3 separate regions of the Homo sapiens genome follow, and regions 1 and 2 are each linked to region 3. A link is a loop called in an ENCODE intact Hi-C map of the cell type or tissue named here. Cell type or tissue: heart left ventricle. All regions are shown on one strand. Region 1 overlaps CCDC141 (coiled-coil domain containing 141). Region 2 holds the start of LOC124906166 (small nucleolar RNA U13). Region 3 overlaps CCDC141 (coiled-coil domain containing 141).

The links. Peaks named below come from ENCODE experiments on the same cell type or tissue, not always from the same donor. Only the 100,000 strongest peaks of a DNase experiment are listed, where the experiment ranks them.
Region 1: it touches region 3 in a loop (2.1-fold over the local background); 6 of 110 quality-filtered maps call a loop at or near these places.
Region 2: a loop joins it to region 3, with 5 times the contacts of the local background. A loop is called at or near these places in 29 of 110 quality-filtered maps.

Annotation. Positions count from the first base shown.
Region 1 is chr2:178,824,476-178,832,475 of GRCh38, forward strand. It overlaps CCDC141 (coiled-coil domain containing 141), which reads right to left. Exons shown (of 24, transcript NM_173648.4): 24 at 5,282-8,000. It also overlaps the pseudogene RNU7-104P. Among named protein-coding and RNA genes, the nearest start is that of TTN, 21 kb to the left of the region's middle. In heart left ventricle, no CTCF peak of the experiment used is centred here; no DNase peak of the experiment used is centred here; H3K4me3 peaks cover 994 bases; H3K27ac peaks cover 2,661 bases.
Region 2 is chr2:179,125,447-179,133,446 of GRCh38, forward strand. It overlaps SESTD1 (SEC14 and spectrin domain containing 1), which reads right to left. Exons shown (of 18, transcript NM_178123.5): 10 at 6,858-6,980. LOC124906166 (small nucleolar RNA U13) reads right to left here and starts at 191; the gene lies at 90-191. In heart left ventricle, a CTCF peak has its summit at 4,392 (motif pointing left); no DNase peak of the experiment used is centred here.
Region 3 is chr2:178,886,957-178,894,956 of GRCh38, forward strand. It overlaps CCDC141 (coiled-coil domain containing 141), which reads right to left. Exons shown (of 24, transcript NM_173648.4): 9 at 1,571-1,712. All of the region lies in intron 1 of LOC105373766 (a long non-coding RNA gene), which reads left to right. Among named protein-coding and RNA genes, the nearest start is that of TTN, 84 kb to the left of the region's middle. In heart left ventricle, CTCF peaks have their summits at 4,652 (motif pointing right) and 4,852; no DNase peak of the experiment used is centred here; H3K27ac peaks cover 867 bases.

The DNA of each region.
Region 1 (8,000 bases), 62 kb before region 3:
AGCCAGCATGGTGGTGTGCACCTGTGCCAGCTACTCAGGAGGCTGAGGCAGAAGAATCGCTTGAACCCGGGAGGCAGAGGTTTCAGTGAGCCAAGATCACGCCACTGCACTCCAGCCTGGGCGACAAGAGTGAGACTTCGTCAAAAAAAAAAAAAAAAAAAAAAAAAAAAGTCAGCTGCAACTGAGGACCAGCCCCTGTACCTTAGACTGTGCTCCTGACTTGTCCAGGAACATCCTGTTAAACCTGGGCCATCTTTCATGGTGTTCATAATCCATTTTGGGTTCTCAAAGTAAATCAGTATTTGTGCAATTATACAATGTATTGACATAGGTTTGAACAAAACCTATAATAGGTACTTTGTATATCCATTTATAAGTCCTGGATGGGGTCTTTACAGTGCTCTACTGTTTATACTACTATATTTACAAGGCCTTCGATAAAATACAAGTTTAATACTTGGCTTTTGTGGTACATCAGTTAGTTTTCTTTTAAGTAATAAAGTACAATGCCATAATAATTTAGAATATTGACATATAAGACCAAAAATTACTCTCAAGAAAATGTTTAATGTAAATGAAGAAAATAATTATACTTAACATTTAGACAATACAAAACAATTAGTTGCATTGAAAAGTTTCCAGTTAACTAAAAGTGCCAAAATAGCCGTTTGTATTTTATCATTTAATTAATTAACAAACTAAAATATGACTTTATGAAATACTACTTTTAAAGGTGTAATACAGTGGTTGGCATATTTTAGCTTAGGTTTCTAAGAAGAAATCTTAGAAATAATACTAGCAGCCAGGGCCCATCCTTGCTGATAGAAAAGTACATACCCACAGTAGCTACATTCATTCCTGCAGCACAGCAGATGACCAACTGGTAAATCATCCACTCCAGGATGTGATGTCAGAGGCCAAAAGGACTTCTTTTATTTTATTTTGATCATGTTATTATTGGAGAAAGCCCAGCTCAGCAATCCTGTAATTACAATTTCCTTCTATTTTTTCTCTCTTGATCTGTTGATAACGACAATGGTAGTTAATGATCAAATTTGATTTATGTTTCACATCAAGTATTCCCTCATTCTGTTGAGCATCATCTTCTCCAAGTAATTTACCTCTCCCAAATCTGCCCCCCACCCCCCACCCCCCACCAAAATATCAGAGGAAGGTGCAAGAAAAAGCAAGTGTGACATGTCGCAACTAGATTTCAGGTTTCCATAATGTCTGCAACCAACATATGGAAAAGGGGCAATTTCTTACAGCCTGCCTTTGCCATGGTCTCTGGAGATGCCTGATCACTGCACTGACAGCTCCCAACTTTTTCTTGAGTGCAGTTGTTGCAGATCTTCTGCTTTGGTGATTTTGCTATACTCTGATTAGTTCCAAGAGTTTTTTGTAGATTCTTTGGGATTTTCTAGGTAGAAAGTCATGATATCTGTAAATCAAATTAGTTTTCTTTCTTTTAAAATCTTAGTAACTTTTATGTTTTCTTGTCATATTCACTAGTTAGTGTTTCCAGTCAACATTGAATAAGAGTGGTAAGAGAGGATGTCCTTAAGTATGATGTTAGTTACAGGTTTTTATAAATGTTCTTTATCAAGCTGAGGAAGTTTCCTCTGTTACTAGTTTTCTGACAGTTTTTAAAAATTATCATGAATACACATTAGATTTTTGTCAAATGTTATTTCTGCATCAATTGACATAATTACATTATTTTTCTTCTTTTGCCTGTGGATGTGGTGGATTCACTGATTGATTTGTGAATTTTGAAAGAGCCGTATATACCTAGAACAAATCCCACGTCTTGTGTGGGATTCTTTTTATCCATTGTTAGATTTAACTTATTAGTGTTGTGTTGAGGATTTTTGTAATTATATTCATGAGAGATATTGGTTTTTAGTTTTCATTTCTTGTAATACCTTTACCTGGTTTTACTATTAGCATAATTCTGACCCAAGAGAATAAGTTTAAAAAGAGTTCTCTCTGCTTCTATTTTCTGGAAGAGACTGTGGAGAATGGCTATTTTTTTCCCTTTAAATGTTTGGTAATTTACCAGTGAAATCATCTGGGCCTTGTGTTTTCTTTTTTTGGAAAGTTGTTAATTATTGGTTCAATATCTCTAACAGATAAAGGGCTTTTCAGGTTTTCTATTTCTGCTTGTGTGAGTTTTGGTAGTTTGTCTTTCAAGGAATTGATCTAGTTCATTTCAGTTATCAAATTTGTGAGCTTAGAGTTTCTTTCATTTCTATTATTAGTAATTTGTGTCTTCTCTCTTTTGGTTATCCTGGCTAGAAGTATATCAATTTTATTGATCTGCTCAGAGAACAAGCTTTTGGTCTCATTGATTTTCTCTATTATTTTCCTGTTTTAAATGTCATTGATTTACACTCTCGTTTTTAAGTTTTCTTTTATTCTGCTTGCTATAGGCTTAAACCACTTTTCTTTCTCTAGTTTCCTAAGGTGACAGCTTAGGATGATTTTAGATTTTTTTCTTTCTAATATATGCATTTAATGCTATACATTTTCCTCTACACACTATTTTTCTACATCCCACAGATTTTGATAAGTTATATTGGTAATTTCATATTTTTCAAAATATCTAAAAATCCTTATTGAGATTTTTTTGATCTACATGTTATTTAGAAGTGTGCTGTTTAATCTACAGGTATTTCTGGATTTTTGAGCTTTGTTATTAATTTCTTGTTTCATTCCATTGTGGTCTGAAAACCTGCTTTTGTATAATTACTATTCTTTTAAATTTTTAATGGATGATATATGGCCAAGAATGTGGTCTATCTTGGAAAATGCTCCACGTGAGCATGAGAAGAATGTGCATTTTGCTGTTGTTGGATGGAATATTCTATGTGTCAATTAGATGAAGTAGATTGATAGTGCTGTTTAGGTCATGTATTTCCTAATTTTTGACTGTTAGTAATCCCATTTTTTGAACTTCTCTATTCTCCTTCCTTATATTGTATATATTCTTACTTTGGTTATATGTCTAAAGACAACTTTCCTTCCCCCTCCCTCGACCCCTGTTGTGAATAATTTCAGCTTCCTCTAGAACTCTTTGCACCATAGTGCACTTAGGGGGTGATGTTCACATAGAAGATGAAAAGTTACTGATGGACTGAAATGTACTAGGGTGATCCCTTCAAATCAGCAAGGAAGCTGAGGTATTCTAGCACACCCCAGGAGTGCTGGTTTGAAAGGCTGGCTGGTGTCTAGCAATGGTCTCTGGGAATTTTATTACCAGAGACTTGTATTGGTTCTTCTAAAACATGGTCATTGTAGTAGCTTCCTAGGGCTGCCATAACAAAGCACCACAAAGAGGGTGGCTTAAAACAACAGAAATGTATTCTTTCATCGTTCAGAAGGCTAGAAATCCAAAAGTCCAAAGTCTAAGCCAAAACAAGCATTCTCTGTCCAAGGGCTTTAGGGAAATATATTTCCTCACTTCTTTTAGCTTCCAGCGATTGCAATCTCTGGTGCACCTTGGCTTATAGCAGCTGCATTACTCCAATCTCTGCCTCTGTTGTCACGTGTCATGTACTGCCTCCTCCCTGTGTGTCTCCTCTGTGTCTCTGTGTCTGCCATGGCCTCCCTTTAAAGACACCAGGAAATGGATTTAGGGTCCACCTTGACACTACTGAACCCGGTAGAGTCCTCTTACTGGGTAACAAAAATTGTCATGTAGAAACATTTTATTGTGGTCTCTAACTTCTCGGGGAGTTCCCTAAAAACGTTTCCAGAATCCACAGGAAATTCACACAGACAGAGAAGCTGAAAGCCAAAGCTGACACTCAGCGTCCTCACCGTGTTGCGTAGCCAGTTTATCCCTTCCAGTTTTACATATCCCCAGTCACCACCCCTAAGTGGAACATAGCATACAAATCTTTCAGCTTTCCATAGACCCCATTTTCTCACCAGAAATTATGTTCTTTGGGTGGGGAAGCATTCTTATTTAATCTACTAACCCAGACCAGAATGTGATAAGAAATACTGTTACTCTTGTAAGAGTAATAGAAATGAATAAAAATGCATTTTAAAAGGCACCTTCTGGAGCTGCATTCACTTGAATCAAAGGCTGACCCTGCAGGGTTGGCACGGCAGCAGCTGCTAGAGGAGCGGTTCTGGAGCAAATGGGCATATTCCCCTTTCTGACCCTGCCAAGTAAGTGGTTTCCTACCTTGTCTGCATTTCCAGCTGACTCTGTTTTCCAACAGCTTGTTTGTGTGTGGGTGTGCATAATACTTATTACAAAGCGAGGTGGCTGTCTGCCATCATTAGCATAATATGCGTTGGAGACAATTTGCCATGGATAAAGTAGGTCCCTTTATATTTCACTGATTTTTTTATACTCAAAAGATTTTATTGCATGTTTTTTTAAAATGCATACATAAGATAAAAATACCATTTTGTAGATGCTTGAATCAATAAAGTTCTTGTAAAAAGAACTGTTGTTGAATGGGACAAAGGAAAAGGATTTCATTTTATTACCTAGTTCTGGAGCTGCTATTTTACAAGTATTGATGTTTACATGCATTCTAAATGGAAAAAGAGCCACGGCAAGCAGCCATGAGAATACAGATAGAAAACTTCATGTTATGTAACTATTATTGTTCTGGTTTAAAGAAAAATTGGATTTGATCTATTTTTTTCATCTACTCCTATGGTTAAAATATATTTTGATTTCACCCAGTTTTTATTGTGCTAATTGGGAATACACACACATTCTTGTCTATACAATTATTTCTGCACTCTTGCTCTTTAAGGAAGATAGGAAGTTAATTTTGTGGTACAAAAAGGAGGATCCAATGAATCCGATTTGCCATGTCCTGGGTTACACAAATGAAACTGCTGTTGAACAGAAGGAAGAGTGAGCAGGCCAAATGCTCAAACTCTCAACACAAAGGCTTGTTCACCCTGAGGAGGGTCATGCCTCCAACCTGCACTGATGCTCAGATGGTTCATGATGTTATACAAACTCTCACCATCAAAAGGAACAGTGCTGTGGAGATTCATGGAAAAAGGCCAAAATCACAGCTGTGTGCTTCCTGTTTTTGAGGTTGAATTCATGCACAACTGATAACATTCAAATCTCATCTCCTGTGATAAGCACAGAGAAAATGAATTGTTTTTGCTTTAAAAAGGACACTTTCATTTAAGTCAACGCAAATCTTTTAGCTTTCCAATGCAACTCAAGATTCCGCTTATTATAAATGGAAAACAGTCTGTCATGCCTTGGCATTTACATTGACACAATATCAGAGCATACTGGAAGGAGATATTTTATTTTGTTTCAACTAACTTATTTCATGGCTGCACTTAAAATGCTGTGCATACAACAGGAGTTTCAAAAGCTTCAGATGGTGATTTTTAGTAAGAAATGGTCATGAATAAAGACAAACATAAAGCAGAACAAAATAAGATATTCTTTCCTTTCTTCATTTGGAATTCAAATACTCTTAAGTTCTTGGATTTGGCTTTCTTTATATTTACAAGTTTGTATGAAATACTGGTTTCAAATAAGATCTGTTCACAGCCCAGACTACTGAGCCCCAGCTACAATTAAATATTGATCATTTACGTAGTGTTCTAAAGAAGTACATAAATTCTGGTTTTGACAGTTTGGATTTAGTCATAGAGAGTGGAGGCATCCAGTTCCTCATACCGGATGATGATTTATGCCTAAGTACATATGTTTTAAAATGTTGGAACACTTTAAAATGTTGGAACAATATTGATCCAGGAACAACAATCCTGGACCTTTCCTCTTTCCTCCTTACTATTATTTTAGTCCGTGGAGCCAGCATCTATTTTTAAATTCAAATTTTCAATCAGGGTCTAGCCCAGAGGGTCTGGAGGGTTCTCACACAAGTTTTGCAGATGAGGTGAGAGATTTTCATGAGTGCTTCATTGTTAGGGCCTGATTCGGATTGACTCCTGTCTATAAGAAGGGAGAATCATCTTTGTCTTTTTACATTTCCCCTCTCCTCCCTCTAAAAAGGGGAGAAAAACAAGCTAGGTTTATCTTTGTTTACCTTTGGCAACAATTCAATTCAAAAGAGTTTACTGAGTGTGACTGTGTCTTAGGTACTGGCAATACAATGACAACAGGGCTGTCATGAATCCTGCTGATAAGGTTCTTACAGCCTAGCCAGAGGAGACTGATGCTCAAACCTGCGATTCCTTTGTGTATATTCAGGGGCGTGGCTGGGCAGTGCAGGTGCTGACAGTGCACATGGCAGGACCATCTACTCTGGACTTGATGGGTCAGGAGGCTTCCCAGGGGAAGTTGTGTCTCAGCAGAACTGGAACATAAGCAAGAGTTAAGTCACATGAAGATAGGGTGGTGAAGATAGTAAGAGAGTTATAGGAAGAAAGGGCTGGAGAGAAGAGCATGATATGTTAAAACCCTGAAGTTAAATGTCACTTTACTAGGGGTTGGGGGTAATAGGAGGGGATCAAACCGAGGCCAGAGAGGGGAGGCCAGGTTGTAAAGGGTCTATGAACTACTTGAGGAAATTTAAATTTGAGCAAAGCAGTTAGAAGGGTCTTGTAGTCATCTATTTTAAGTATGTGTCTTGATTATGAGTGATAGAGGTTACCATTATTGATTAATATAGCTAAAAAATTTTCTGCATCTTGTTCAAATATTTTAAATATCATAGAATATTCAGAGATTCAAATGTACAGATTCCTACAGTAAATTTCTCTTGGAATTGAGTGTGAAAAACTACCACCAAATATTTATACATCCTTTTATTGGAAAATCAAAGCTGGAAAACTCAATGATTTTGCCTTATGAAAACTTAAAAACATTTTGTTTTGCAGTTCTTCAAAGTATCAAGTATTTATAATTTGTTTAAGAGTTTAGAAGTTTTAAAACGTTTTCTGGTGAAAATCTTGAGTTTAATTTTCACCAGAAAACCTGCTAGACAAATTCTAAAAGAGCTGTAACACATGTAATTTTTAAACTTTCTTTTCATTTTAGTTTTCTTGTTGAAAATGTTTTGATATTACTAACCATTCAGGATTTTCTCTAGAAGTAAATGGTTATAAATTATGTATATACCTTAAAATAGAAACAACACTTAAATTTCCTAGGTCTTACATTTTTAACCAGTAACTGCAATTGATACTTTCATAAGAATAATTATTTGCTCAAGACAGAAATCCCAGCAAAAAGGAAAATCACACTTAACTTTTTGAAATTAAAACATAACCAGAAGAATAACTGCGTAATTATTCTTTACTGCTGTGGGAGTCAATCAATAGCCCAGATGAATAGGTAGATGGATAGGTACACAGAAAGCTATCTGTACTATATCTTGAATATCAGCATAGTACTCTTCTGATCTTTGTGCTCCCCCACCCCCACCTTTCTCTTTCTCTCTCTCTCTAAAAATGGATTTTGCATGCTTTTTTCCATCATAACCATGGATGCATATGTATCTCATTCTGCTCCCCAAAGAGTTAACATGAACAAGCATGCAATAGAGAAAGCAAACCAGGAATTCCCATGCCCTAACAACCCCAACACACAAATTCAACCATGTTGACAAAATGGGAAGGGAGATCCTGCCAAATTAATAAGAAAGAGAAAGTGGGAAGAGAGACAGTTTGTTACCGGGTCTCACCTGCCTTCTTTGTTCATGAATAGGTTTTTACTCTTTAGCTTCAACGTGGGCAACAGCAGTTAGGCAAGATTCACACATTATTTGAAATTGGACAAAAAGGATACAAGAGGCCGGCTATGGTGGCTCATACCTGTAATCCTGGCACTTTGGGAGGCTGAGGCCCAGCCTGGCCAACATGGTGAAACCTGGTTTCTACTAAAAATGTAAATATTAGGTAGGCATGCCTGTAATCCTAGCTACTCAGGAGGCTGAAGCAGGAGAATTGCTTGAACCCGGAGGTGGAGGTTGCAGTGAGCCAAGATGGCACCACTGCACTGGGCAAGAGAGCAAGACTCTTTCTCAAAAAAAAAA
Region 2 (8,000 bases), 240 kb after region 3:
CTCTGCCTAATGTGTGCCTGTACCAGAGTAGCCGAACATGGGTAGACTAAAAACAACTAGGTGGATAGCGCTCTCTCTCTTTTCCCTCACATCAGAAGGGTAACGTGCTGATGTTGTTACAAGGCTTAGAGGGAGACACATCTCAGATGAGTGTGAGCACCCATCATCATGCTTATAAACTACAAAAGGATTGACAGATCTCTTTTTAAAGTTATGACTAAATAATCTCAAATGAGTCTTTGGCAATCCTTTTATGTTTCTCTAGTAAATTCACTTTCTCATTCTCATGATCATTTATGTTTTTTTCACTATCAGTCTCCAATTCCCTTTTCACTTCTTCATTCTCAGCCAAAGATCTTAATTCACTGGGAAGTAATCGGAAAACTCTTTCATCTTCCCACCAACAAATCCCCAACCCTCCGTTCTTCTACAGCCCTATGCTCTGCCCTCAGAGCTGTAATAATCAGCCGCCTGTCTCTTCTTCTAAGGCCAACCACTCCACTTGTGCATTACAGCCTATCTCTGTTGCCTACACAAAGCTTTGCTCTCACAGTTATCTTCTCTGTCTCCCATCAGTTCTTCTGTCTCAACTGGATTATTTCCACCAGCATATAAATAAGCTGTAATTTATTAAACAATAAAATACACATTTAAGATTTGTGCATTTTACTACGCTGAAATTAAACCTCAGTTAAAAAAAATTTTTTTCTTAAAGGAGTTCTCTGTATTTACTCTTTTCTCATTTTTCATTCTTTTTTTAATCCATTCCAATCAGGATTTTGTTTTCCCACCCTTCTGAAACCAATTGTCAAATTCACCAAAAAATTCCATCTTGCCACAAATCCAATGGTCAATTCTCAGTCTTTATTTTATTGAACCTCTCAACAAACAGCTGCATTTGGCACAAGTAAGCACTTCCTCCTCCTTCAAATGGCCTTTTCTCTTGTTTTCTGAGACACAACAGCTCCTTTTAGCCTTCTTTGCTGGCTCTCCTCCCTCTTTTTGCACTTAAAGTTTAGGTTGACCCAAGGCTCAGTTTTCCAGAGGCTCTCTTTTCTTCTCACTGGGTTTGGATGACTTCACCTAGTCCCATGCCTTTAAATAGATCTATAGGCTAAGAATTACCAAATTAATATAGGCTTTAAATATATCTATAGGCTAAGAACTACCAAGTTAATATAGGCTCTAAATACATCTATAGGCTAAGAATTACCAAATTAATCATCAACACTGACCCCTCCCATGAACCCCAGATACTGATACCCAACTGCCCACTAGCCACCTTCATCTGGATGACTACTAGATATCTAAAATCTAACCTGCCACCAAAGACACTGATTCACTATCCTCCCAACCTGTTCCTCTCGCAGTCCTCCCTGCCTTAGTAGCTGCTAAGGCCAAAAGCCTGATTCTTTCATCAGCAAGTCTTGCTGGCTCAACCTCATCAACTTCTATCAATTCTCATTACTTCTAATGCCTCCATCTATCAGCCCCCCGCCTTCCATTTTCATTGCTAGTCTCTGTTCCCTATTTTCCACACAATAGCCGGTGATTTGCTTAAAACATAAATTAATTATCTGTCCAAAAGTTTCAAATAACTTCACATAACATTTAAAATAAATTTCAAGTTTCTTTTCATGGGCTAAAAGACATTACATGTTTTGGCTCCTGACTTCCTCTAAAACTTTATTTTCTGTGACTCTCCTTTGCTCCCTGTACTCTAGCCACACCAACATTCTTGCTGTTCCTCAATCATCTTCCTGTGCTGGGGTGTTTCTACTGCTGTGTCCTCTATCTGAATTGCCCTTTGTTTGGATTACTTCTCGACATCATTTCAAGGTTTCTGATTAAATGTCATCTCCTCAGAGAGGCCTTTCCTAAAATCTATACCTATATTGCTTTCCGCTCCCCAACTTGAATGTAAATTCCATATAGTAAGACAGTATTATATGGCAAAAGCCTAGAACAACACATGACACATAGTATGTGCTCAATTAACATTCATTGATTGAAGGTATAAAACATTAATCACTGTAGATTTACTGACATTACATTAAGTAGGTAACAGAGGGTGATTTTGTCACTCAGGGAACATGTGGCAGTGTCTGGAAACATTTTGGGTTATCACAACTGAGGAATGGGGATGCCACTGCATGCAGTAAGTAGAAGCCAGTGATGCTGCAAAATACCCTACCATGTGCAGGACAGCCCTTACGACAGACATTTATCTGGCCCAAAGTCTCAAGAGTCTGCTGAGGATGAGAAATCCTCCTATATCCAATGGTGATGATAATATCTGTCTTACCTTGTTTATCAGTTATTGTTTGGATTTAACTCAATAACAAGCATAGAATATTTTTAAACTACATAGTTTATAATGGTTAACAGAGACTATTTTAAAGTAGAAAATATTACCTCAGAAAATTATCACTGTCATGCTCTAAAATATAAAAGGATTTCAATACCTTATTCATAGTACTTACATATCATTAAATGCTCTAAATAAATAGGCTTAACTCTTTGAAGACGTAATAGCAACGATTCTGAGAAAAGCAGTGAAGGATTAGAGTCCTAGAATAGCACTTTTCAGAGCTACCAGCATTAGACCACTTGGGGTGTTTATTAAAAATGTCTAAGCTTCACTCCTGACTTACTAAATCAGTATCTGGAGTTGGCCCTGGAATATATATTTCAACAAGCATCTCTGATGACTCTTATGCCTGTTAAGGTTTAGGAATCACCACTGTGGAGCTAATTATTTCCTGGTTTGAATTTGTAAAATATAGGCTCCAGCAACCTGACCAGGGATGTAAATACATTGTGAGGACTAGTATGTCTCAAGAAATTAACACCTGAAATTAGAGACATTGATATTACCGATTGAGGTTGCCATAAAGAAATAGTCTCTCTGGGATGTGGAGAGCAAAAAAATCTGGCTAATACATTTGCATGTATTTAAAAAAAGTCATCCAAATGTTTCTTCCTAAAAAACGGGTATGTACGGCCGGGCACAGTGGCTCATGCCTGTAATCCCAGCACTTTGGGAGGTCAAGATGGGCAGATCACGAGGTCAGGAGATGGAGACTATCCTGGCCAACAGGGTGAAGCCCCGTCTCTACTAAAAATACAAAAATTAGCTGGGTGTGGTGGCGCATGCCTGTAATCCCAGCTACTCTGGAGGCTGAGGCAGGAGAATCGCTTGAACCTGGGAGGCAGAGGTTGCAGTGAGCTGAGATAGCACCACTGCACTCCAGGCTGGCGAGAGAGCTAGACACTGTCTCAAAAAAAAAAAAAAGAAAAGAAAAAAAAAAAAACCCAGTAGAATGTAGACTGCCTAGAACCTTAGGTGTATTTTGTTCACTTACAGCCATTCTCCGGTCTGTCTCTTATGTATATTTAACTGTGTAGAAAATGATTATTTTATAGCAAAATAAAAAAACACCAATATATGGGATTTGGATTGAGATGGTAAGAAAAGGGCTTGAAGGTTCACATTTAGGACACAAGCAGTCAGGATTGACAATGCAATCATGTTGGCAGTGACGCATACTTGGTGAAATGATGGATATTTATACTTTATACCATGAAATGTGAATCCATATGTAGGCAGAAGGAAACAGTGCCAACTCGGGTTAAAAAGGTGATTATACTCAGACTACACATTAGGAGAAATGAGTCTTGATTCGCCAGGTAGACCTGTTCTGCATAATGCACCAGAGAAAGTGGTTTCTTTGTAGACCAGAACTCAGCACTATGAGATGGTGGGATAGTGACAAAATTCTGAAGTAGTTTCAGATATTTATGCTCCTCGATGTTCCTATCACACACGCTTTTCCTACCACACACTTTCTTCAACCCAAAACATAAAATTAGATTTTTGAACTAAACTGCTTTTAAATTTATTGTCAGTTACTATAACCATTTTCATGTACCTTATTTTTTTTGTTGTGTTCTATTAAAAAACCAAGTTAACTTCTAATTACCAATCCTTGAACTAGAACTACAGGTTGGCAGAAATTTCATTTTTCTATGTATTAAAACTTAATATCCTAACAAATTTGGGGTTTTTAGCTTTATTTCTGCATTATGCTTTTATATGGACTCTAAAATTTAATATATGACATAAAATTTAATATATGACATTGAGCTGGTAATGCAAGATTGTATGTTAAAAGTTTTCTCAAATTCTACCGTTAACAGCTGTCAATGCCAGAAATTAGTCATACTTTCACAAGACTTGAACAATTCCAATAATGCTTTAATCTGTTAACTCTTAGTTACAGAGAGAAAAGAAAGCTTTTAATAAAATATTAGAATATCTTAAACATCATAAGCTAAAATATTCATCCAGCATCAACCAACCTATTCTCAGGGTGACAATGCAGTGCCACCTATTGGCTAAAACAGCACAACTGGCTTTTTAAAAATATGTCAAAAGTGGGAAGAATAGTGTAATGAACTCCTTCCTATCCAGCTTCAATAATGATCAATTCATGGGTAATTCTGTTTCACATACACTCCCATCCATTCAATCTGTTCCTACCTCCCAATTCTGAAACAAAACCCAAATATCACACATGATTTAAGGAAATAAAATCTCTTGATAGCCATCAATGTTTCTTTAGGTCATGTCTATAAATGCAGATGTCAATGTATATGTACATTCCTAAGTATTAAAAGTACAAGAATGAAAAACTACTGTAGCTTAACCATATCTGTAAAATTTAGTAGCTTTCTCTAAGAGACAGCTAGAGAAAGGATCCCCCCTGGGTATCAAGAGATCTGTGTCTTAACAATAGTCCAACTATTCACTGATCAAAAAACGTAGCTTCCCAGTTTTTTCATCTATAAAGTAAGATGAAGATATTAGAATAATCTATAAGGTATTTTGCAATTCAAAAGTTTTATATATTGGTTCCACATTATAAGTAAGCTTAAGCACATGGGAAGGGCCACCCTTAAGCGATGTTTCTTTAAGCTGATTTTGAAAACCTTATAAATATATTAAAAATACAAAACCAACATCTGAACATAGCAATTTCTATGTACATCATCTGCAATTTCATCCATACTATACGCAATATGAAATTTGCTTTTGAAGTCTTTTTGTAAACTTAGAGTACAGTACAGTATGTATACAATCCAATTTCTAACTGTAATTATTTATCTTGGCATTTAAAAAAAATAATAAAATATAGATAAATCCTGTCTTTAGAATCCTCATGTGCCATGTGTCCTTCCTAAAAAGAACTTTTGGAATACTTTCATAACTAAATCCCCTTAGGTGAAGTCTAGAATGTTCTAGAGTAAATACAGTTTTTTAGGAACTAAAGAGAGGAACAAATTGTAGACTCTAACTATAGTAACATGTTCTAGAACAGTCTACCAGGTTCAAACAAATCACAATCCATGTTAAAAAAAAAATCAAAACATTATTTTAAAAGTACCAAGAGAATTAAAAGATTATATCCTCAGGAACAGGGTTTGTAATATGATTATTTTAGTATAAAAGGAAGAACCATTATGTTGGAACCTGTGAAATGCATAAAATAAATCGATTTTCAATTATGAGATTTCATTTTCAAGTTTTTTACAAGTACTAATTAGAAAAATTGCAAGGAATATATATGTAGTGCCTTTAGACAATTCCAAATCTTGTAATATCTCTTATTATTCCTTCAGCTAGATTACAACTGCTTTAGGGTATAGTAGTAGATTTTCTGCCAATACCAGTAATTGCTATACCTGATTTACAGAACATTACAAAGAAAGCAATATGAGGAAACTAAGCAAAATGGAATACATTTAGAAGAAAAATAAGAATCAGATATTGTTAAATTCTAGTAAAGATGAGATTTACTCATTCATTCAAATTTATTCCCAAGCAAACCATATTACTTATTCTTTAATCTTGTTTAGTTAAAAATGGACATTTCCTAATACTATCCAACATAATTAGAGGAAAGAAGAAACGTTGCAGAAATTAATGTTCCGACGGTACTTAATGCTCATCTGGGTCCAGAGTTTAACATTTTGACCACCTTTTTTAAGACAACCTAAGGAGAAGGGAATTAATGGATTCAAATTTTATTTTTCCAATTTTGTATTTAATCTATTTTAAATTACCAAAGTAATATGACCTTAGGGAGAGGGGGGTGAGCTACCCCGTCCACAAACTGGATGATCTCTTTCTCAGTAATGAAGAATTAACTGTAACAGAGCAGGAGATTAACGAACACCAGCTTCTTTCACATAACAAGTTGTTAAATTTTAAATTATCTTTAACAATTATTATCTATAATCTGCTTAAGAATCTATTTATTTCCCAATTTTATACCTGTGATTTGTCTGATTACCCCTTTCACAAATACAAAAGGGACCCCTAAATGCTCAGAGAATGGAAAAATATTCTGCACCCTCTGGACTTACTCTCCATCAGTTGTGTTTAATGCAGCAATTCTGCTATCACTCTCAGGCATTTAATTGTACTATATACTCCCAATAAAGTGGGGGTGAGGGGGACTTGAAAACAGAAGTTTCTGTCACAGAGACTACAGATGAAAGCTCTATTTTTGTATTATCACTCTTTTTTCTGTCACTGTAGCTTTTAAAATTTCATGCAAATTGTGCTTCTATAAAAATATAATTAAACTGCATTAGAGACAAAACCAAAAACAACCTTCTAATTAACATGTACTAAGTAATCAAAATGTACTTTATGACCTCTAGGCACTTAACAAACTGTACTTCATGCCCCATACCAAAGTTTGCAGCAACTTATCACTCAGTACCACATATGCTACTAATTACCCACGTTCATAATATCATTGTAACTTGCAGAGGAAAAAGCCTCTCACACTGTGCTGGCTCTCAATCTCTTCGTGTTTCTGCTGTAGGGCCTGGGAGGCCCTAATGGAGTCTCCAATGCCCCACTGGGCTCTTAGTTGTTCTGATCCAGGCCCTTCTAGCCAGTTCACCACCTATAAACAAAAGTTGAGATAACATTTTTTAAAGAATCAGAAACTTTTCAAACTTTCATTCTAACTTATTTTTCCCCTCCCAAAGTTCCCCAATTATTTTTAATGTAAATTATTTACATTCTATCACATAGGCAGTAAATGTTTCTTTTGGAACTACACAGCTATAATGTGACAACATTTTCAAAACTTAAATGTGGAAGAATGTACACTGTAGCATCACAAGCTTTCAGCTATCTGATTATCTTTCAGGCTAAAAGAAATCTGGAATGCTTCTATAAAAGAGGATTAAAAATTAACTTACGAAAAGAGAATCAGAGAATCATAAGATTTAGAGTTGGAAGAAACATCAGAAATGATATCAGTCAAAGTTCTTAACTAACATTTAAGAAAACTGAGTTTCAAACAGATTAAGTGACTTGCCCAAGATAACATAATCCATTATTGAAAAACTGGACTAACAGCCATATGTTCTAACTCATAGTCTAATGTTCTTCCCAAGCATTGAAAAAACTGACTGAATTAACTACTATAAAGTTAATATACCACTTTATCACTTCAAAAATAAAATTAAAAACTAATTAGAATTATGCTAATGTAATAAATACCCTCTTGGACTCTTCTTAGGATCAACCAACATTCAGACCCACAAAAGGCCCCACTGGCACCAGTCTGCTAGTAAGGATATAGGGTGGGAACTATAGTTTGCCAGGATGACAGCATCAGGAGTTCTTCAGCTGAGTCCCTCAAGCAGGTATAAGGAGATGAGATCAGTATGGGGCAGATATGGGAGACACTCTGGCATCAAAACATGATACCCCACAGGACTATGCCCATTATGAGTCACTAAACTCAAGGATCCCCACCCCAAGTTATGCCTTCCATCATATATTAATAATTCTCCCAGTCCAGATCTGGAATAATGTTTACTATAAGCAATATTGCCTAGTAACGTAGTTGACATTCCAATTTTTAATCAGGTCTTCAGGGGAACAGAGCTAAAGGGTTAAGCAAAGATCAAGT
Region 3 (8,000 bases):
TTATAGATTCTCATTATACTTGAAATGTATTTTATCAGTATTAATCTAATATAGTTTTAAATATTCAGAATTTCATGTTTTAATAACGCTGCTCTTCATAGGAGGTAATACTTGTGGTCTACCAACAAATGTTTTATGTTGAAAGATATTTCTTTTATTAACAGCTATTAGATATAAGCAATCATCCACATCCTCTAAGAACTTATCTATATTACCTATGAAGGATAATGCACTTGCTAACACATCAACAGAGATGAATTTATCTGTGAGTTGAATAGGACCCAATTTACAGGCACGTTTTAAAGGCAAGATCCAGAGCATGAGCATTGCAGTATTTTGGGAAGAGGGACTCTGGGGGAGCACCAAACCCTGGACGTGTTATAGTAAAACACAGGGACATACTTAGGACATTTAATTGATGAGCTTGGAGGACTATGATTTGATCCTCAGTGGACATGAGTCATTGACTAAAATGACCCTTGAAGGGTTCTGTTCCATTCAAGTTACATGCTTTGTCCCCTCGCTCTAACTCTAGTCCATACTCCCCAGACTCAAATTGGCTCCAAATTGGCAATAGGACAAGCAGCAACAGCTGAGGTCCTACTGTTCCACTGCCACCAAATTAGCTTGGGTCTCAAGCTCCAGGCAATGCAGCACCACAGCTGCCACCATATTTGGAAACTCCCTAAACCCAGGCACCAGAACAAGGATAAAATCCCCAAGTTTCTGGATTAATAACAGGTGAGGAAGCAATTTAAATACAGACATTGATATTTAATGCCTTCTCCAGTGAAGTCTACTAATTCTATTCATGTAAGTTCAGGCATATAAGTCCACCGTATCAAACGAAAACATCATTGAAAATTTGAGACCAAGCCTCTGCAGCAAGATTCATTAGCATCAATGCCACTGAGATATTACTAGTTTTTACTAAAGATAAATAATTTTTTTATTTAGTCAAATTGTAGCTCCTTAGTCTTATTCCCCTTTGGAAACAGGAAGTAAAATTCTTCCATACCAAGCCATCATGTTCACTCTGCAGAGAGGATTTTCACATGTATGTTTATATGCAGAATGACTGTGTTGCCTTGCACTGGTCTAGTTCAATAAAATATAATAATGGCAATTTATTCCTTGAAAAACCTAAAACTCATAATATTTGGGATCTGTCTATGTATCAATCTATCTACCTGTCTACAGTCCTGGTGTTGTATGGTACCATGGTAACAGAAACTTGTGCATATTTGAACCATGCTCAGAACCATGCAAATGAAAGATCCACTCTATTCCCATCTGTACTTGGTTCAGTTAACACAGTACTGTGCAAAGCGGGAACTGCCTTTGTGTGTATACCTTCAGGCCAGAGGCGCAGACAGGCCACCTGGGTCAGGGATGGTTGATGAACAACAGTGAATTACAACTCTGTTTAGTTCAATTAAAGGACCCAATGTGGTACATAAGGGCAGCCTAAGGAGACATGCCCCTGTCCTCCCGCCATGCCCACATACTGCCCTACCATATCATCTATTATCACCAACTTAGATATTTAAGTTTTAGTTTACGAAACTACCTTCCGTAGGTAACCCTCCACTGAGGCTGTTAGTTGTTGTTTCTTAAGAGCATATTCCTTGTGCGCTGAACACTGTTCGGTCAGATGATCCACTCGTCTCTTAATGCACCCCATCATCTCATGGATGCCGGACACCTGAGAGCTGAACAGAGCAAGCCAGCTGTTAATTCACTCCACCCCAATATAGAACACAGAATATTTGAAAACAGATCTGCTCTCATGTTAGGTAGGCGTTGGTAAAAGGCATCAGCTTTAGGATAACAGAAGTTAAGTAGCTATCATCTCGGCATAGCAGGAAGCAAAAATTATATTCTTTTGTTTTGTCTGTCAGTCCTGAGGGAAAAGATGAGTTATGGGTTTTTGCAACAAGGTCTAATCTTCTTTTCTAAAGGCTTACTTTTTAATATTTCTGTAGGATATTTTGAAAACCTTATGGCAAAGCCACAGTATGTTTACCACGACTTTTCCTTAGGATGTTATTTAAAAACTTCATTTATCTAAAGATGCTCTTTGAATAGAAATGTGGATCAGCCAATTAACAAAGCATTTACTAATCTAATAGGGTAAAATATTTACATAACACTAAGGTCCTTGTTCTCAATGATTATGAATGCTCAAGGCTGTATTCATTACATGAAAACCAAGTTATCACCAACAATTAGAAATCAAATATACTTGTTGATAAAAAAAAAAAGAAGCCATGCCTCACATTATCATTTTTTCGCCTGTGTTGGCCTCATGAGACAAAGAAAAGTGACGTGAGAGCTCCTACAATGAAAATGCCTCTAAAACAATGCATGAACTTTGAGATGGACCCTAGCTCTAGTCCAAAGATATCTTAACAAGTTTCCTCATATTGTTGATGGAATGAACACTTAAATTTTCCAACCTATCCTTAAGACTATTTAAGAAGTTGATGTCTTTCATTTCCCCTCAGTCATTTCCTTCACATACTGTATTAATAAAGATGAACATGATAACCCTTAAATTTAATTACCCAGAGTTTAAAAAGAGCTCAGAACAAGGTACAGGTTTCAGTCATTTTACCTCAAAATAATTAATTTATGACTCTGTAAAAATGAATTTAATTAGTAATGAAATGAGGGCAAGATCCTAAATGACCGAGAGGTAAAGTAACCTCACTGGAGTGATGACGATGCCACTATAGAGCTGGAAAACACTGAGGTGTGTCCTGTGGACCACAGAAGTCCCAGGTAAGTTTAATTGGAGGAAAATATGAAACCACTATGAGTAATCTTATTCCTGGCACATAATGTTTCACAGATGTTACATTTTAAACATTTAATTTTGCATTTTAATACGTAGAGACAGTGAAGAATATAATCAAGACATCAGGAGATTCTTCACATTTATCATTAAGAAATAGTTCTTAACAACACTAAATTCCATAATTCTACAAAAGCAGTGTATTGGTAATATGAATTGTATTTTGACTAGGCTTTAGACTTTGAAATATTATATGCTCAAAAGGCATTTAAAAGCCCAGCTTTCCTATATACTGTAGGCTCCAAGTTTTCTGCAGAATATGGAAACCTGGAATGAGAAAAATAAATTGAATAAAGGGCATTGTGGAAAGAAGGTACAGAGAACAAAGGTTGTGAAAGGAAATGGGCAAACACGTAGAGAAGAAACATAGCTGAAAATGGCAGAAAATGCCATTATTGAATAAAAGGAATTTGGAAATGATTAATACAATTCAGAAAGAAAAGCCAAGATAAAAGGTGCCCACTCCCACCTCTGAGTTGCCCTGTGTGGTCTCACCCCAAATGCCCTCAGTGTCTATTCCAGTTAGGGGCTATTTTACCAACTAAACTTAGAATACAGGCCTCCCTGACCCCAAGAAGCTGTAGCTTGGAGGGGAGTCCAAATTTTGAAAGTTTCCCTAGGGGAAACTAGATCTCAGTAACCAGCTCCAGCCAAGCCTCTTGATTCCTGTTCACATTACTCTTTTTTATTCCCTGGCCTTCTCCAAAGAATAAGACTGTTAGCCAGCTTCTTGCAGTTATCTATAAGTCCTAGCCATGATGTCTCAGGTACCAGAAGTACCAGAACTCAGACCCACTCTCTGACTCTGACCTGAACTTGCTCTAGCATCCCCTCCTGCTCCCAAATTTCCCACTTGAATCCCTACTTTGTCTTAATTATGTTGCTCTAATTCAACACTGACACTGAGCCCAGCCTCCTCTTTGGCCATTTGAATACAAAATGAACTCTCTTTCTAAAATGGCATCACTCAATTGTACAGTGTCATGGGAAATATAGATTATAGATGCACACTTCTTATAAATTTGCATATAGTCATAATAGCTACTATTTAATACATTCTCGCAACAGACATGCCACTTTGTTAAGTGCATTAGATGCATTATTTGATAGAATCCTTAAAATAACTTTGTGAAGTGTCAGAAAAGTAGCAATAACTTCAATTTTTAGCCAATGAAACTGAGCCTTCACAGGTGACATAACTTGCCCTAGAGACACACAGCTAATATAAGCAGCAAAGACTTGATTTAATTTCAAGTCTCTTTGCTACCTGAATAGACTTATATACTTAATAATTTTATTAAATTCATGATTAGTTATACATGTTACCTTCAGGAAATTTAAGGAAAAACAGATTACATTGGTTTAGTTTGTACCATAAAATTCCATAACGACAACTAATAAAAACAGTTATTGAGCTCTTACTGTGATAAGGCACCATTCTTAAAAAGTAGTCTGTTTTCTAATCTTCATAACAACCCTGTGAGCTGAGTAGGATTGTTATCCCCATTTCGCAGATAAGTAGACTGAGGAACAGAGACAGTCTCAGTAACTGGCCCAGTTCTGAAATGGCTGACATCTGATCTCAGAGGTCACACTCTGCCACCTCATAGTGCTTTTTCTGGGTCTATGACACATGATGTGGGGTAGGGAGTATTTTCTCCTCTAAAATTTCACTTTGCCTTGAGTTGAGTGTTCTCGGCTGTCATAGAAACAGGGATGGCCTGGCTGACAGGCTCCTTTGAAACTGGCTGGCTTTTCTAAGTAATGCAATGCCTGCTGTAGTTTTCAAAGTGGCCACTAGAGGGTCATGGTAGCTTGCTCAAATTACTACGTTTCTTGAAGGTCCCTCCAGCACAAAAAATAGGTAAACAAAACCAAACCAAGCATTCCTTCCATAAAACTGTTGCTTTTTAGCAACCTGCAATTTTAATTTAGGTGAATTACAACCAATCATATAGGATCTCTCTCTCTCTCTCTCTCTCTCTGTTTTTCAGTAACCTTGGAGATTCTGTCTCATTTTGTGGTGATTTATGCCTTATTATGTGTATCTATTGTGTTGTAAATTCTTTGAGGGAAATAAATGGTGTCCTATTTATTCTTATATCCCTTGTAGCCCTGAACACATAGCCTTATAAGTAGTAGAATATCAATGCCCATTTTCAAATCAAATAAAATAGTCTCTGGTCATTATTTAAGGGAAGAAAACACAAAAAGATTGAGAAGAACATATGCGCAGTTACCATATTTGAAATGTCGTAGTAACAGTGTCCAGTAGTTTTAAACAATGATGACTTGCACTTTTGGCCACTTGTAGAAGTTTTAGGCTATCCAAAGACTGCCCAATTTCTTCTTTGGTATGCTTTAGCATTTATAGTTACGTTAAACCAAATTTATCATGTGTAGTTTGGCTCAATACTTCCTTCTATTTAAAGCCTTAGAGGGACAGACTGAACTGCCTTGTCATTCTGTGCACCATTGCCCGTCCTGTGTGTACTCCACTCTCACATGTGGCTTAGATCCTTTTCTCGGGAAGAGAAGTTTTCATTCATCTTGGTTACTCTAGCCAGTTCCCATTTCCCTCTCTCTATGCCCTTATAACTAGGTCATCTCTGTCTGATTGGGCAGTAACCAGTTCCTTTTCTCTCATTCCCAATTAGAATATATCCATCACATTCCCAGTCCTAGGGCTTTTTCTATTCCTTCTTAGTGACACCCTAATCTGCGGGTTACATTCAGCCCTGATTCCATCCTTTTCCATTAGAAACTTTATACGATGATACCGGACTTTCCTTTTGAAAGTTCTGAAACATTTTAAAACCTGCATAGCATGCATATTAACAATTTCCTCAGCACCTGAACGGCAGGTGGTCTGATCAAAAGAAAGGTATGACCCCACTCTTTGCCAGCAATTCTTACATGAACTGAAAATAAATTGATAGAATCTCATCAGTCTCCCAGAAATGAGTCCTATTACTTTACAGTCCTATTAAATTAATGATGAGACAAGAACTGACGGTGGGTAACAGACACTTGGTTGAACCAAAAACGTGGTGGCCTGTCATTTTGTTCTGATTTGGAAGTAACACTGCTCATGTGCAGCCTGATTGGGTGGGAGAGGGGCTAACAATGGGCTTAGACTTCTAGCTCTAACAGTCTGTGGCTTTGTGATTTGCACTGGAAATATTGATTGACCTTTGGGCTGTCTCTGTAAGAATGGATTAGAGGATGCCTGTCTGTAGTGTGAACATGCGGTAGATCAGATTATTCCTGAGGTTGACTTTGACTTTTCCAAGCATCACAGACTGTGAAAGCTTCTTCAGGCATTTGTTAGAAACTCCAAATGAGAACATTCTCTCCCTTATTCATTGAGCCAATAGAGGGAAGTGGAGGGGGAAGAAAAATAATTGCTTTTTTTTTTTTTCTCAAAGAGCACAGACGTATTGACTTCTGGTTCAAGAATAGACTGCTCTATTTACTGTATGGAAGCAGTTGCCCTATCTTTGCATTTGTTGTAAATTGGGGCTGGAGGAGGGAAGCAAATTCCAATGTTAATGTGTTCTAATGATTATTTCTGAAGAATGGCAAGTTGCTTTCAAACCTTTCATAAATTACTATTGTCAGCCCATCTGGATTAGGAGCTGAACCAGATGGTAAGCACTTGACAGCTTACTCTGTCTCATTGGGAGGGATCAGCTGACCATATTTTTCTTTTTGTCTATGGACAAATTATACTTTAAAGATGGAAAAAAATCTTCCTTATCTTTAGCTTGCTGCTTCTTTTAATGGGAACCCGAAGAGTGTCTTTTTATGTTTATGGTTGTCTTTATTTTTGAGGAAACAACTGCTGCTCTCTAGTTTTCATCCCTACTTTGAAAAAGTGCCATTTATACTGTAGAAGTGAAATGCATATGTTTCTACAATAAATTTGATTCTTATTTAAGCTATATACTTTGAAAATTTCTCCCACCAAACATTTCTCTCTCTCTCACACACACACACACACACACACGCACACACACACACACACACACACACAATGTTTTATGTATAGATAACAAAGTAGAAACAGAAAGCAGTAAGTGTGGCTGAAGCTACAGGGCACCTGGGTTCTTGTTCAGATGCATGTAGAGATGGCTAGAAGTTCCATTTCTATGAGGCCATAGAGACCAACATATATGTCCTATGTGAAGGGTACCATTGCTAGGATTCTTCCTGAAATCAGTAGCAGAGCTGAAATTCTCTGCCCTCATTAGGGGAGGCTGAAAATGCTGCAGCCAACAGCTATGAGGGCCATGGAATTAAACATGGCAGAGCCATCAGGAACCACCTCAAGCCCTCTTCTGGTTTCCTGACTGCATCTTCAAGAGCCACAATATCTCCACAGACGCTTGTGTGACCCTGATCAAATAACAGAAGTACATTTTGATGCTGGACTGAAGGTCCTATGAGTCCAGGTGGTCACTGCAAAGCTGCTAAGGAGGAAAGAGCAAAGAGAGAAGCAAGCAAGCAAAAGAAAGTCAAAGAAAAAAACCCTCCCACTCCAAATGAGAGTGCAATCCAAAATCTCAAAACACATGAAGAAAAGCAAATCCAAGATATGTTCAACAACCAAGAGATAAATGTACTCTAGCTGTAAAGAAAATAAGTACAGCAATCTGACAATGACTTTAAAGTAAATGCCTGAGATCATCAGAGAGATTAAAAAAACCCAACACCCACAATAAAAGACCAAGAAACTTTGAAACAAAAAGTCAGAAATAAAACAAAATTAGACACACAAAAAAATTAGAAATCACAGAAATGAAAACAATATATTTTCTAAAATAAGAAATCAATGAATGAAAACAAAGGGAAAAAGGAAAAAAGAGAAAATACCCTGAGGACCCATGGAGAGTGCAACACAGAGAGTTAAAATAGTGAAAAAATACCAAAGACAGGTAAGAGACTGCAAAGAGACCAAGAGGCTCCAACATTCTTCTAATAGAAGGTATAGAAGAGAAAAAAAAGGTAATAGCAGAAAAGTAATATTTAAAAAGATACTTGCTGAAATTTTCTCATAATTTGCGACATAATACTGAGATTAAAAGGGCACAGCAAGAGCTAAACAGATAAATGCACACATTTGAGATTATTTGGAAAACAT